Regions from separate parts of the Homo sapiens genome. Here region 1 is linked to region 2. A link is a loop called in an ENCODE intact Hi-C map of the cell type or tissue named here. Cell type or tissue: endothelial cell of umbilical vein. All regions are shown on one strand. Each heading gives the region's core, and the rest is flanking DNA. Links, peaks and the distances in the headings are about the cores only.

What was found. Hi-C counts contacts between places; a loop is a spot of excess contacts. Peaks named below come from ENCODE experiments on the same cell type or tissue, not always from the same donor. Only the 100,000 strongest peaks of a DNase experiment are listed, where the experiment ranks them.
Region 1: a loop joins it to region 2, with 4 times the contacts of the local background. A loop is called at or near these places in 3 of 110 quality-filtered maps.

The regions. Positions count from the first base shown.
Region 1 is chr5:16,913,795-16,921,697 of GRCh38, forward strand. All of the region lies in intron 1 of MYO10 (myosin X), which reads right to left. Among named protein-coding and RNA genes, the nearest start is that of MYO10, 19 kb to the right of the region's middle. In endothelial cell of umbilical vein, for the core only: no CTCF peak of the experiment used is centred there; a DNase peak (open chromatin) is centred at 2,907; H3K27ac peaks cover 1,395 bases.
Region 2 is chr5:17,185,578-17,193,480 of GRCh38, forward strand. All of the region lies in intron 1 of BASP1-AS1 (BASP1 antisense RNA 1), which reads right to left. Among named protein-coding and RNA genes, the nearest start is that of BASP1-AS1, 28 kb to the right of the region's middle. RefSeq lists a silencer at 4,703-4,997. In endothelial cell of umbilical vein, for the core only: CTCF peaks have their summits at 4,032 (motif pointing left) and 4,233; DNase peaks (open chromatin) are centred at 3,214, 4,024 and 4,924; H3K27ac peaks cover 301 bases.

The DNA.
Region 1 (7,903 bases), core at 1,848-4,347, 270 kb before region 2:
CAAGAACAACAGGCCAGGCAAAGACTAGACCACCATGTGGCAAGAGAGGGAGGAGGTTAGGATACAGTTGCTCGAGACAAAAAGACAAGAAGGAGAGGGAGCCAAGAGGCACCAGGAGGAGGAATGACCTGGATCACGTGGGATACTACACTCAGCCCCTTTTATGGGATTTCAGTTAAGACAAGAAACAATACAACACAGCTAACCTGGGCTCCTCCCTGGAAACACACCTGAAGATACCAACTTCAGTGGTGGGGCAGGAAAAGCAAAGGAACATGAGCAAGTCTGTCCGATCCTGACCAAATGATAAAGACCTTAATGTTCCAGCATGGTACTGCAAGCTGGGCCAAGGGTTCAAGGTGGCATTTCTTCCTACAGTACCTACGGGAAGCTGGGTAGAGACCAGGGTGTTTTATAGGAAGTGCGGGCGGCTTGGCTGAGTGCCCACTGCCAGAGCCAGCTCTGCCGATCCCAACAGCTGGCCATGCCGCCTTCCTTCGCTGCCATTCCACATGATTCCTGCCTGTGACAAACTTCCCAAGGACCTTCAGGAGCTTCTGCTGGAATACACTAAGAAGCCTGCAAGCCCATTCTTATAAGAACCTAACATGCGTTATCAGTATCAGATAGCGGTCAGCAGAACAGATCAATATGCCCCATGACCTCACTGGGATCAGTGATATCTGACAGAACCTACGTGGCCCACCTATGCCACTGTTAATTCTGCAGACCTGTTCTTTCTGCTGAGTCTACTACTTTTGTTTTGCCTATTTGTAAATACTAATTTTTCTAGCCCCAGATATGTCTTTCCTACATTTAAGGGAGTCCTAGACAAAACATGCCTTCCACTGGGTACCCCAGACATGAAAATAACCTTGAGATTTAATCACTGCCTAGTATGGGATCGTATCGCACTAGAAAAAGTCCAAATATTTTATAAGGTCACTGCCAGTCCTTGGAACCGGCAAGCCACCTGGCCGTGAGAGCAGTGATAAGCTCTTGAGACATCAACTTGTAAGAGAAGAAATGAACACACAAGCTCTGGGGGAGCCAAGAAACTTGGGATCCCATCTGGCTGTGGGACTTTGCAAGGGTGGAACTTTCGCAGCTGATTAGAAATTAATATTGTAATATACATACATCACAAGATTAAAAGTATAACCTTAAATAAACGGAAATTTCCCAGAAATGCCAAAGTCACCAGCAGCAAAGAAAAAGGCTCTGGATTCATGAACAAGCTCTTCAAAGCTGGGCAAGGGACTTACATCTTGGGGTGAAGATTCTGTCTACAAAATGAAGAGGTGAGAATAGATGATCGCTAATGGCCAACTGCAAAATAATATTGATCACACAAATAAAATCCAACAACCAGGCCCTTTACACTGAACTAAGGTATATAGTGCAAGACAAAAAGAGTACTTTCTGAAGTCAGAGTCCCACCAGGGAACACAACTGGGTTCCAAGCCATAGGTAGTTCATCTCTACATGAGATTAACAACAGTTCCTAAGATGCAGAGGATTCAATGAGATCCAGGATATCTGTATATAAATGGCTCAGCACAGCAAATGGCACCAAATAAGTTCCTCACAGATGTCCTCTATGATTATCGTTATTTTTAAGGGTTTATAGATAAATCTGAGGGACCCTCCAAGGTGCATCAGTCAATCAGTCGTACTTCCTTGGTGTCCTCCGCATCCCCCTCCACAGCATCATGGTCTCAGTAATGGCAGGGGATGGGAACCCTCCTAGCTACCAGTACAACCACAGCAATGGCAGGCCAATCAGAGGTCAAGTGGCAGAGGTGAAGGCACGCTGAATTCCATCAACAGTGGTCTTCAACAAGCAGTCATCTCTGATGCAAAGAAATCACTCACCATTGGCTGGGCGCAGTGGCTCACGCCTACAATCCCAGCACTTTGGTAGGCCAAGGCGGGCGGATCACCTAAGGTCAGGAGTTCGAGACCAGCCTGGCCAACATGGCAAAACCCAGTCTCCAATAAAAATATAAAAAATTAGCCGGGTGTGGTGGCATGCACCTGTAGTCCCAGCTACTCAGGAGGCTGAGGCACGAGAATTGCTTGAACCCAGGAGGCAGAGGTTGCAGTGAGCTGAAATTGCGCCACTGCACTCCAGCCTGGGCGACAGAGCGAGACTCTACGTCAAAAAGAAAAAAAAAAAAAAAATCACTCACCATACATTTCTTATCCTGAATCTGAATTAACAGAGCTGGTGAGTAAATATTCAAAGCATGTCGCTTACCAGTTGAATCGCTTGGTCCCGAGTGTTAAGCCTCAGCCTTGGTAAAGATGTCATCGCTGAAGTCTCATTACCGACCCATCAAGCCCAGATTTCCACCATGAACCATCTCCAGAGACCTTCGTTCCGCCACGTCAGGGTCAGCTAATGCTCAGCAAATTATCCACTTAGTAAATTCATTTCACCGTCAACAGATAGTGGTGCAGACTCGTGTTCTAACAAATTAAATATCCCATTCGGAGTTCTGAGGAGTCTTTTTAAGTTATTCCCAATCAATAAGAAAAGCACACATGACACTAAAGCTCCTCTAGAAAGATGGCTCATTTCTCTTCCAATGTCAAAAAGCCATGAAGTAAAAAAAAAAAAAAAAAAAAAAATCAGATTACATTAAATTACTTGCTTTTTTTCTCCTCTTGCTAGGAAGGGAAAAGAGGAGAGGAGAAGCATGGAAAGAACTCACTCCTAAATCACAGATTAAATCCAGGAAGTTTAAGATGATCCAATTTCATTTCCCTCCTGCCTGAAGATTTGATGAGAGCAGCAAGGGTGTGAACCTATAAGCAGCCTTCCATTTATTTTCAGCAAATAAAAAAGTTTTGCCTGCTGATTCAACTGCCCTCACCAAGCTTTTAGAGTGATTCATCACTGTGGCTGGCAAGAAAACAATAGGCTTGATGAAAATTAAGAAGAAAAACCACACACTTACTCATCAAAATTGGGAGAAACGGAAAAGAAAAAAGATATGAATTCACTGGTAAAGGTTCACGTACCCCATTCAAAGAGGCTGCCTCTTGCATTATCAGGGTTGGTAACAAAAATGTTGGTAATTAACTAAAATAATTAGATGACACGAAGAGGTCCAAAGAATATAGTGTAGATTGCTAACGTCAGCCCCTTCAATCTTTCTTTCATCTCAGAAATATACAAATCAGGTCCGTATTGTCTGTTCCTTCGCTTCTTAGGATCAGTGGAAACTCAAAGTTGAGAAGGCCTAGAAATAAAAATGGCTTAATATCCCAACTATTAACCAATGCTGCAGAAATCAATGTTGGAATAAATAAAACAAACATATAACTATAGATCTAGATATTTAATATAACCAAGTTGTACTAAATATAATGCCGGTATTAAAATTAATAAAAATCAGATTAATGCATCATTCACACACACCCCGAAGAGTACACTATGGAAATTACTTTAGGAATAATGATTTTATTTAGAAAATGCAGCATATTAAAATAAAATACAAGAGGGAAGATTCTTGTAAGTCAATCTTTTATATCAGGTTTTCTTACCCTTAACACTATTGACCTATTAGACTGGATCAATCTTCATTGTGGGGGCTGCCCTCTGCAATTGAGGATGTTTAGCAGCATCCTCAGCTTCTACCCACTAGACACCAGTAGTCACCTCCCATCAGTGTTAACAACCAGAAATGTCTCCTGATACTTCTAAATATCCCCGGTGAGGCAAAAGTGCCTCCAGTTGAGAACTACCATTCTATGCAAACCAGTAACTCTAGCAGGACATGGTGGGTCATGCCTGTATTCCCAGCACTTTGGGAGGCTGAGAGGGGAGGAGAGGATCACTGGAACCCAGAAGCTCAAGACCAGCCAGGGCAACACAGGGAGACCCATCTCTACAAAAAAAAAAAGGAAAAAAAAAAGAAAAAATCAGATGGGCATGGTGGCACACATCTGTAGTCCCAGCTACTCAAAAGGCCGAACGGGGGAGAATCTCTTGAGCCCAGGAGGTCCGGGGTATAGTGAGCTGTGATTGCATCACTGCACTCCGGCCTAGGCAAAAAAGCAAGACCCTGGGTCCAAAAAAAAAGTAATTCTAACCTATGTATCCATCCCTTGATAACTTCCAGGCTACATACTTTACAACAAAGAATATTTCTGCTGATCTAACCATGCTAGCCACTTTCTTTTTAAACTACAGAATACGTATTCCATAGGAATAAAAAATATTAGCAGCTGCCAAGTAGCACCACCTTAACTAAATCACAGCCTTCAAAAGCTGGTTTAAATGTAAACCATCCATTACCTTTTAAAGTCTCACACTACTAGGAGAGTCAATTTCCAAAATAGTTTCTTAAAATTGTTATCATTAAACTTGAAAGAAACAGTTTCAAGTTTAATGGGTAAGGAAGATGTGAAGAGTCCAAAAGCCCAAAGCTGTGACTAGACAGCTGCGTGTCACTTCCATCTACAAGGCAGATAGAAGCATCAGCTCAGCAGCTCAGCAGATTACAAGCAAGATTTACAAACTGCATATGGATTCCAAAGCAAATACACTTTCCCTCAATATTGCTTCATGGAAGCTAGAGTTTACCAGAAATAGACGAAACTCCAAAAAAATAACTGATGAAATTCAGTGTGGCCTTGGCATTCCACACGGATGCTCCCTGGAAACACAAAATTTCACTGAAACTATTTTTCTTTTCTTTTTTTTTTTTTTTTTTTGAGACAGAGTTTCGCTCTTGTTGCCCAGACTGGAATGTAATGGCACAATCTCAGCTCACTGCAAACTCCGCCTCCTGGGTTCAAGCGATTCTCCTGCCTCAGCCTCCCGAATATGGGATCACAGGCATGCACCATCACGCCTGGCTAATTTTTGTATTTTAAGTAGAGACAGGGTTTCTCCATGTTGGTCAGGCTGGTCTCAAACTCCCGACCTCAGGTGATCCGCCTGCCTCAGCCTCCCAAAGTACTGGGATTACATGCGTGAGCCACCGCGCCTGGCCCACTGAAAGTATTTTTCGAGCCCTCACTCGGAACAGGGATCACTTACTTACGCCAATCACTCGGGATGAGTGTGCAGTTGCTGTCATCACAAAAAGAAGCAGAAGGTCTATGTTTCTGCTTTTGCTTGGCTATAGGAAAATTTCTATTCCTTGTTCCAGTCACTGGCAGAAATCAGCTAATTCCTTTTGGACTTGTATTACCTGACTGTTCTGCTCTGTATGGAGAAGCAAATATGCATTCCTGAAGATTTCCACACAGTCTCTATTCTTCCGACTTCAAAAGCCTACCAGAACGGCCAGGAGTGATAGCTCACACCTGTAATCCCAGCACTTTGAGAGGCCAAGGCAGGCGGGATCACTTGAGGTCAGGAGTTCAAGACCAGACTGGCCAACATGGTGAAACCCTGTCTCTACTAAAAACACAAAAATTAGCTGGTCGTGGTGGCAGGCGCCTGTAATTCGAGCTATTCAGGAGGCTGAGGCATGAGAATCTCTTGAACCCAGGAGACGGAGGTTGCAGTGAGCAGAGATCATGCCACTGCACTCCAGCCTGGGCAACGGAACAAGACTCCATCTCAAAAACAAAACAAACAAATAAACAAAAATCTACCAGAACAACTGCCTTCCCCTCCAAATGAGTTCATGGAGCTAGAGCTCTCTGGCCTCCTATCCTGGCTCTATCATTTCCCAGCTGTGTGAACTTGAGCAGACTACCTCCCTTCTCTAAGACTCTGTGTTCTCATACATAAAATAAAGATGTAAACAATACAATCACTTAGGACTACCAAGCAGATTAAATGAATTAATACATGTAAAAAGCTCAGCACAGTCCTAGCCCATGGTAAGTGTCCAATAAACCTTCACAAGTTAAATAATGGAATAAATAAACACACAGGCCGGGCGCAGTGGTTCACGCCTGTAATCTCAGCACTTTGGGAGGCCAAGGCAGGTGGATCACCTGAGGTCAGGAGTTTGAGACCAGCCTGGCCAACATGGAGAAACCCTATCTCTACTAAAAACACAAAAATTAGGCCGGGTGTGGTGGCTCACACCTGTAATCCCAGCACTTTGGGTGGCTAAGGTGGGTGGATCACGAGGTCAAGAGATCAAGACCATCCTGGCCAACATGGTGAAACCCCGTCTCTACTAAAAATACAAAAATTATCTGGACATGGTGACACATGCCTGTAGTCCCAGCTACTCGGGAGGCTGAGGCAGGAGAATCACTTGAACCCAGGAGGCGGAGACTGCGGTAAGCTGACATTGTGCCACTGCACTCCAGCCTGGCAACAGAGCGACATTCAGTCTCAAAAAAGAAAAAAAATTAGCTGGGCTTGGTGGCACATGCCTGTAAACCCAGCTGCTTGGGAGTCTGAGGCAGGAGAATCACTTGAACCCGGGAGGCAGAGACTGCAGTGAACCGACATTGCGCCACTGCACTCCAGCCTGAGTGACAGAGCATGACTCCATCTCAAAAAAGCAAATAAGATAAACAAAATAAATAAAAGTGTTCCTGAACAATGCAATATTACTTAATAATAAAAAAGGAACAAAACCGGCACGTGTACCAACATGGATGGGCGGCAAAGGCACTGAGTGAAGAAAGTCCGTCTCAAAAGAATATGTACTGATCGATTCCATTTATACAATACTCTCAAATAACAAAACTATAGAGAAGGAGAAAAAAGAAGTAGGTGCTGGGGGTTAGAGGGAGGGAGGCTGGGGTGCCACCAAAGGTGAGCCCAAGGGACTGTCATGGAACAGTTCTATATTGTGACTGCTGGTGGTTGTACAAGTCTACACATGTGATAACACTGTTCAGAATCACACACACATAAAAAATGCATGTATGCAAAACTGGTGAAACATGAATAAGGCCTGTAGACTGCAGGAATGTCAATTTCCTGATTTTGACACTGTATTTTGTTATGTAAGATGCCACCACCAGGGAATGGCAGGTACACAGAAAGGGCCTCTCTGTACTATTTGGGTGACTTCTGAATCTAGACTTCTTTTTAAAATGGATACCAGAATAGGCCGGGTGCGGTGGCTCACGCCTGTAATCCCAGCACTTTGGGAGGCTGAGGTGGGCGAATCACTTGAAGTCAGGAGTTCCAGACCAGCCTGACCAACATGGTGAAAGCCCATCTCTACTAAAATACAAAAATTAGTTGGGGCGTGGTGGTGGGCGCCTGTAATCCCAGCTACTCGGCAGGCTGAGGCAGGAGAATTGCTTGAACCTGAGAGGTGGAAGTTGCAGTGAGCCAAGATCGCACCACTGCACTCCAGCCTAGGTGACAGAGCGATACTCCATCTCAAAAAATAACATAAGATAAAATAAAATAAAATAAAATAAACGTATACCAGAATAACACCATCCAAGATATATGTGGGAGAAGGCAGCAGATGTAATTTACCTTGACATAACTTGACATGCCCTCAAAGCTTTGCGAGAGAATACGACCTTTTTCCTAGTGGAGAACAACTGTCAGTTTAATTACTCAGTATAATAAATATTTCTCTAACACTCTAGGGAAAGGAACTAAAAAAGCACTTAGGGGGTGAGGGGTCTGAGAACGGGGACCAATGAAAGCCTTAGCGCAGTGGTTCCAGCTGGCCAGGAATATTCTAACTAGGCTGAACAACTGAACACATGACTCAGACAGTAAATAATGATTGTAAATGCCCAAACCTTATGGGGAGAGTTTGGATCCCAAAGAATAAAATTTCCACACTGATAAATGTGTGGTCTCCCACACATTTACTACTGTGAAAGGCCATTAGGAAACAGTAGATCTGGTGGAATTCAGGGTCTGGAAAAAAGAAAAGGAAAAAGAAAAAAAAAAAAAACGAAAACAGTGGAGATGAGGAAGATCGAAAAAATACTATCAAGTTTC
Region 2 (7,903 bases), core at 2,564-5,063:
GGCCAAAATGAGTTGACAATTGTCGAATGTTGCGGCAAGGTGAGGGGTGTACAGGTCATCATTGTTCTTTTCTCTATATTTTTGCATGTTTGAAACTTTCCATAATAAAAAAGGAAAAATGGATCAGTGGCCAAGAGAAATGATCCTCGCTTGAGTATTGGGCTGTTCTTAGCTTGAAAGAACCATTGCAGAAAACTCAACAGAAGCAGAAATTACATACAGTTCAAACTCATTTTCCTAGGAGGCTTTTTTTTTTTTTTAAGAAGTATTTTGCTGGAACCTAAAAACCACACTCCCAAACTGTTTCAACATGATCCCTGCTGGCAGGAGTCAGAGATGGCTGGTGTACAAGACGGTTGAGAAAGCCCATGACATACAGTTAGTGGCTGGTTGAGATAGTTTCCAAATATAAATAAACGGTTGGAGGACTAGAAAAATAGGCAGAAAGCAGTGATTCTGACATTAGTCACATGGCTGCCATACATGACCTACTTTACCTGAGAACCAAAAATATAGTTTTAGGTTCTTCCACGTTACAGTTCCTACATGTCTTGCTGCTTGTGGGGAACTCCTTGCCTGGCTTCTTCAAATAAGCAGAATGTACAACCATGCTTAGAGCAGGCTGCTCTCTATTTCAGATTTTCCAGGGGAAAAGAGGAATGTACATTAGGCAGATTATTTTACCTCCCTAGTCATGCCAGGGTAAGCTTCCTAGACCAACTAATTCTCCTTCAAGGTCTGGCAGCTCCCAGCTCCCAGCTGCCAGGGGGCCAGGCAGAGCTCCTTCCTCCTCCACTATCTGTGGCCCCAAAGATTCCCCTTCCACCAGGGCCGGCGACCAACTGACCACAGGCTGAGTGCTCCAGGCCCTGGCAGCTCAGAGGACGGGGAAACAGCAGCACACTTGCGGCCCCCTGGAGTCTGTCCCATCTGCCCTACCATCCTGTCATCTCCAAGGATCACCCAAGCTCTGGCCAGGCTGGTAATCTGTCTCCTTTGCATGCCCTTGCTCCCTGCTGCTCTGTGGGGCTTTCCCATGGACTCCTGACTCCTCTTTTACTCTCATGGCAACCCTTTCCATTGGGCTGTCTGGGATTCCTGTTCTTCAGTGGATACTTCCTTCTGTGTCCTCAGTCTCAGAGAATGCGCACCCTAGCTGAAGTTCTGCTCTCTCCAGAGTATCCCGGCTTCCCCCTTTTCACATTTCATCTACTGGGTTGGGGACCCATTTACGCCAATACTCCATGATCACTTGCAATCTATGACTCTTCCTCCTTTTGGAAAATACCCCTGCTCTGTAGAGTCCTTGATATTTAAGATGTGTGTGTGTGTATGTGTGTGTGTGCACGTGTGCGTGCACGTGTGCTCGTGTGTGTGCGCATATATAGCGTTAAGTGCTCCGGCTTCAATATCCAATGATGTGGGTTCTAATTTCGGTTTTGTACTCACTAGTCTGTGAGACTTTGGTCAAGTTACTTTTTTGAAGGCTTGTTAACTCTTCTATAAAATGTGGACGGCAGTACTTCTATAGCATGGGGTTGTTGTGAGGATTACATGAGAAGATCCATATGAAGTGTCTAGCACATTTCTGGTGTAACTCAGTCGACGTTAACTATGATCACATTTGGGCTGCTCACTTGCCTTTTCAAATCCCCCACCATTTGAAAAATGTCAGTGTTCTTTGGCACCACACAACCTGCTCCTGACAGTTCCCAGCTTCCTTAACTCTGGGGCATGCATTTCTACCACAGGCCTGCCCCACTTTCTGGCAACAACCTCCTAATCTATCTGCTCCTTCTCCCTGCCTGGGTCACCTCCTTCCTGTCTACCATGTCCTTGTCTCCCCGTAGCACTAGCCTAGGACCCTCCAACCTCAGCCAGATAGTCTACTTTCACTGAGACCTACACAGTTTGTGGTGTGTACCTGACTCATCTTGTGTGACTGTCATGTTTATTCTGTGGTTATATTTTTCATAATTCTTCCATTATAAGGATCCATATGGGGCTGAACCACTTCCTATACCCCACCCGCATTCCCACAAGCTGGATCGCATGTGAAGAATCTGATAATCTCTCTCTCATCTGGAGATTTGGTCTTAGTTCAGTAATGCCCCTGATCCAGGGAGTTAGTTGTCTAGGACACAGACTTGGCAGGGAGGTGAGGTGGCACTTTTCAGTGGCCATGACTCTGTAGCTGGGAAGCAAGGAAGCCACAGGGTGGTCTTGATCATGTGAACCAAGCCCGTGAGCTTGGAGGAGGGGTGGCACAGGGCCTGTGAGCGGTGGACACGCTCAGCCATGTTTCTGTGCTTCTGAGTTTTAGGCTTGTTAAATTTTCTTGATGTTCTTTGATTTCCCTTTCTCCTTTCTTTAGTAGCTTTGGAAATTCCAGTCTGTTTCACTTCTGCTGAAACACAGCAAGGATAAGGGAATTTTCCCTGGTGTGGCTCCATCTTTAAGATGACACTTAACTTTGGGAGGCAGAATGCCAGGGGCAGAGGGAGTCCGACCGAGGGCTCTCTATGGTGATCCCCCACCTGTGGCACACAGAGGATGCCCAAGTCAGCGAGCTGAGACCTTCCTGTCCCAGGGACGTGTAGAGCCAGGGAATTTGGGGGAGAAGATTTGGCTTGGCTTGTGCCTTATCTTTCCCATCATTCTGAGAGGTGAAGTGGCTCTTTCTCAGAATGGAATGGAGAGGAAGGAAGATTCTTGTGGTTACTGGAGAATTAGAACATGACAAGGTACTCGCTCCATTTTGTTTGAGATTTTATGAATTCTCAAAATATCAGAGGCATTTCTATCAAAAAAAAGAGAAAGGTCCCCAAAAGGCAACTCTTGAGTGACCACCATTTTGGAGGATTTATTCATTCTTGTCTTGTAGGTGGGTAATAAAGAATAAAATATAATTGTATAATACTTTAAAAAGACTATACAGGCAGTTGGGAGTCCGTCCACCAGGCTCTGCTCACTCGCTGAAAGGCAACGTGATTTACTATAAGATGCTTAACTTTGCTGTATATTTCCTGAGGTTTAAAATAAGATCTGTACTTATCTTTTCCTTTAAACTGACATGAATAAGGGAACATTTATGTCAAATAATTTGAGCAACTCAAAGGAGCAAAGTGCTTTAAAAATGCCAACTGGACTGTGAAGTTTTTAGGTATTTGAGGAGATCTACAAAATGGACTGGAAAAAATGGGCATGTCTCCAGAAATCACCAACAGCTGTGCGTTTAAAGATAACTAAAAATAATATTTCATATTGAGAAATTGGAATATCGGGGTTGAGTAGACCGGAAAATAGGGAAGAAAAGGAGAAGACACAGAAAAAAAAAGCCTTAAAACTTCGTGCTTCAGCAGTTGAACCTCTCTTGATTATCATTCCCAGAATTCCATTCTACTTTTTCCATTTTTTTTTTTTTTTTGAGATGGAGTTTTGCTCTGTTGTGCAGGCTGGAGTGCAGTGGCACGATCTTGGCTCACTGCCACCTCCGTCTCCTGGGTTCAAGTGATTCTCCTGTCTCAGGCTCTGAGTAGCTGGGATTACAGGCGCCCGCCACCACACCCAGCTAATTTCTGTATTTTTAGTAGAGACGGGGTTTTGCCATGTTGCCCAGGCTGGTCTCGAACTCCTGACCTCAGGTGATCCACCCACCTTGGCCTTCCAAAGTGCTGGGATTACAGGCGTGAACCTCCGTGCCCGGCCTACTTTTTCCAGATTTGGTCATGAGTTTCCTAGGGCTGCCATAATGAAGGACTACAAACTGGGTGACCTAAAACAAGAGATCTATTTTCTCCAATTCTGGAGAACAGGAGTCTGAAATCAAGGTGTGGGCAGGCCTGGTTTCTTCCGGAGCTCCTTCCATCTCTCCCAGCTGCTAACAGTCCTTGGTGTTCCTTGGCTAGTGGACGCATCACCCCCCTCTCTCCCTCTGTCGTCCCACCGCGTTCTGTCTCTGCATCTCAGTGTTCAAATCTCCTCTCCTTATAAAGACAGCAGTCACATTGGATGAGCGCCACCTAGTGGCCGAAGTTTAACTTGAGGACAACTGCAAAGACCCTCCTTCCAATAATGTCACATTGGCATGTAAAGAGGGGTTAGGACTTCAACATATTTTTTCGGAGAAGACATACAATTCAACCCAAAACACTGACCAAAACTTCACTTTCCCTGGGCGACCCCAGCATGGCAAGTTCTCTGCGTGAATAAGGCAGTGGTTGTTTAACAGGCGTGCCAGGAGGCTCAGGGAGCAGGAGCTACAGGGACCTGCATTGTATTCTAAGCGACATGAGGGCGCCTTGCTGTAGTTTCTTTCCTGGGTCTTATCATGCCTCTCCTAGCTCTCAGTTGCTCTTCAGCTTGCAATCCAAGACATGTATTTGTAGTTTAATGAACAAATCATATACTTAAAAAAATGGGTTAGTTTAATCTTAAAAAATCAAAGGCTTTAAAAAAGGGATCACAATGTATGTTTCTAGCCTCTTGCATTCACCTTTACCTTTCCTCCTCCATCTGCTACAGTCACAAGGAGAGCATCCACTTGACCTGTAGTCAGGGAGCACTGCTAAAGGTTGTATCTTCACTCAGCTGCAGTCAGCTTGTGACCGCAGATGCGTTATGAAATTAAATGTCCTCCTATTTTAAAGCTTCTACGAGTCATTAAAATTTTTTTGTTTATGGATATCATCAGGAGTGGTAGGGTGGGAGGAGGATAAGGGAAAGAGAAGAGGATGTTTTCAGCTGAGCAGAGGAAGCAAAGTTTGACATTTACAAGACCCGCATGTTATCTCTGGCCTGACCGTCTTGGTTCACATTCTTGTGTGGGTTCAAGTTTCCTGAGCACATGCATATTGACCTTAGTAAGAGGCCAACTCTGGATTGCCACGAGTCAGCTAACTCCTGCTGCCAGAAAATGGATTTTTTTTCTTCAGCAAGAAGTGCCTTGTGCAATTTTTCCTAATCAGGTCTGAAAAATAGTGACCTCTCATTTTGCAAAAACAGTTCACTATTGACAATATTAATAAAAACACGTGAGTTTACATAAATTAAGGGTTTTGGGTCTATTTCTGTGTGCTTTGACTGCAGTGCCTCCTAGTGGACACTTTTATGCTATACAAGTTTCTCATGGTTGATTAGTACTCACAGAAATGTTAAGAATGCATTTGAACAAACTCATTGTTTTCTACAGTAGGTTCCTCTTTTGTTTCTTGTTAGGTTTTAATTTTTCCCCAGCTAAGGTTCACTTCAATACATGACCAAATTGTGTCTATGTACAATCCTCTGATTGTTCAGAGGAAATTTTCTACACCCCCCTTTTCCTCATCTTAGGAGAGAATTTAAAGAGAATAAAATGCGCGCATGAGTAAGTTGCCATAAGAGCTTTTAAACTGTGGTTGGTAACATGATATATGTATCTGGAAAACTAGAATGCTAAAAATACCGCAATAATGAGGCTTTAAAACTAAGATGATTATGACTTAAACATTTAAAAGCAGGGTAGGAATATGAACTCATTCAGCAAGAGTTTGACATCTATTCCATTCTAGAGGGCTTGTGGCAAGTATGTGGGGAGGAATGGCCAATCCCCAGATAAAGGCCACCTGCTTGTTGCTTTCCTGCCTGTGACTTTATCCCCAGATGATTCAGAGAAGATAGGCTCTCCAGCCGCCCGCATGTTCCCTCTCACTGTGGATGTAATTGGGGTTCAGGTGAAAGTCCTCACCTCACTTCCTGGTGTTGTAGCTTCAGGAGTCTGCAGGGTGGCAAAGTCAAGTGATTCGAGCCAGGATTGTCTTACGTGGGGCCCAGCTTTGGAGGGTTCTGAAAGCTCCTTGAAAGTGACTGTAAAGCTATGACAGAGATTCCCAGACTTCGAGATTTTACAAAGAAGCCAAGGAATAAAGAAAGCTTTTAATGGGGGATTAAAGAAAGATGCCCAATTTAAAAAACAACAAACTTTTTTCCCTGTAATAGCGTTAAAAATAAACTACTAACGGGCTGGGTGCAGTGGCTCATGCCTGTAATCCTGGCACTTTGGGAGGCCGAGGCGGGTGGATCACCTGAGGTCAGTAGTTTGAGACTAGCCTGGCCAACATGCCAAAACCCCGCCTCTACTAAAAGTACAAAAATTAGCTGGGCGTGGTGGTGCACAGCTGTAATTCCAGCTATTCAGGAGGCTGAGGCAGGAGAATCGCTTGAACCCAGGAGGCAGAGGTTGCAATGAGCCGGGATTGCGCCACTGCACTCCAGCCTGGGCGATGGAGCAAGACTCCGTCTGAAAAAAAAAAAAAAAAGGAATAATGAAACAGCTACCATCAGCTACCATCACCTACCATCACTGGTTCATAAAAGAAAGAATGCTTTAACACAAAAGACAAGACATAATTTTAAAAGCAAGGACATTTCTTCCCAGGAGAAAATATTTTATGTAAAAGGTATAATGTGAATATGCATGTATATACACATACACACGCACATCTGTCCTTACTTTTCTTTCATTTCACCACGAAGCAAAGAATAGTTTCTTGTGAACTGGCAGTTGTCTGTGGACTGGCATTTGGGGACTGATATGAGAACTTTGTCCCTGAACTTTGACGTTCTCTGGTGTGACTTGGAGAGTGCCTCCACTAAGTTATTTCTTTGAAATCAGGACTCAGGACTACATTGTTGCTTTAGGAGAGCTTTTGCCCTCTTGAGTTACAGAACTCGTTCCCTGCTGGCCTCGGTTTGTGGTAGAGAACACGTGAGAAGGTCAGAGCTGAGAGGCTCTTGGGAACCACAGGACCCAAGGGGTCTGCTGGTTAATCCTCCTAATTTTGTGCAGAACAGTACATGATTATTCCAGACAGATGGGAATGTGCCCGTATGTTCAGAACCTCAGAGGAAGGATTCCAAAGCCTCCCTAGACATTGCATTCTAATGCTCAGGAATGCTCACTCTCACAGAGGAAATTTATAGACCCTTAGATAGCCATTTAGAGCCAGAACGGGTCTAACATGACTTGGTTTGAATTTCCTTATATTACAAAGTTGATAATCAGCCTTGATGACACAAAGGACATGCAGGGGTTCACTCAAGTTGTTTCTGGAGAGACCGACACTACTCTATCTGACCCACGCAGCCTAACACTGCAGCCTTACACAGGGAACCTAACACTGCAGCCTCGCACAGGGATGCACATCTCAGATGATGGGCGGGCCGGGTTCAGGTCTCCTGATGTAAATCACACTTAACCCACTCCCTGAGATGATACAGTGATTCATCTCGCACCTAATCCCACTCCCTTGAAATACAGGGATGCATAATTTCCCACCTAACCCCACCCCCTGAGATGCAGTGCTAACTGGTGAATATCCCCCCTGCCCCACATTTGAGCTGAGGAAAAGTCAACATTTCCTTTCCTGAGCGCCTTCACCTGATGGGCTTGGATCCATTATTTTATTTTCCAAGCTTTCTTTTAATCATGCTTGAACTTTTAATCCTTTATTTAAAGGCCTTATCTTTTTTTTTTTTTTTTTTTTTTTTTTTTGAGATGGAGTCTCGCTCTGTCTCGACCAGGCTGGAGTGCAGTGGTGTGATCTCAGTTCACTGCAGCCTCCGCCTCCCGGGTTCAAGAAATTCTCCTGCCTCAGCTTTCCGAGTAGCTGAGATTACAGGCGTGCGCCACCACAACCAGCTAATTTTTGTATTTTTAGTAGAAATGGGGTTTTACCAAGTTGACCAGGCTGGTCTCGAACTCCTGACCTCAGGTGATCCGCCCGCCTCAGCTCCCAAAGTGCTGGGATTACAGGCATGAGCCACTATGCCTGGCCTAAGGCCTTATCTTAATATTTAATTGTTTGATGTTTTTTCAAGCATAATTCCATTTTCATGTGTCATTCCAAATATGCACAATATTCTA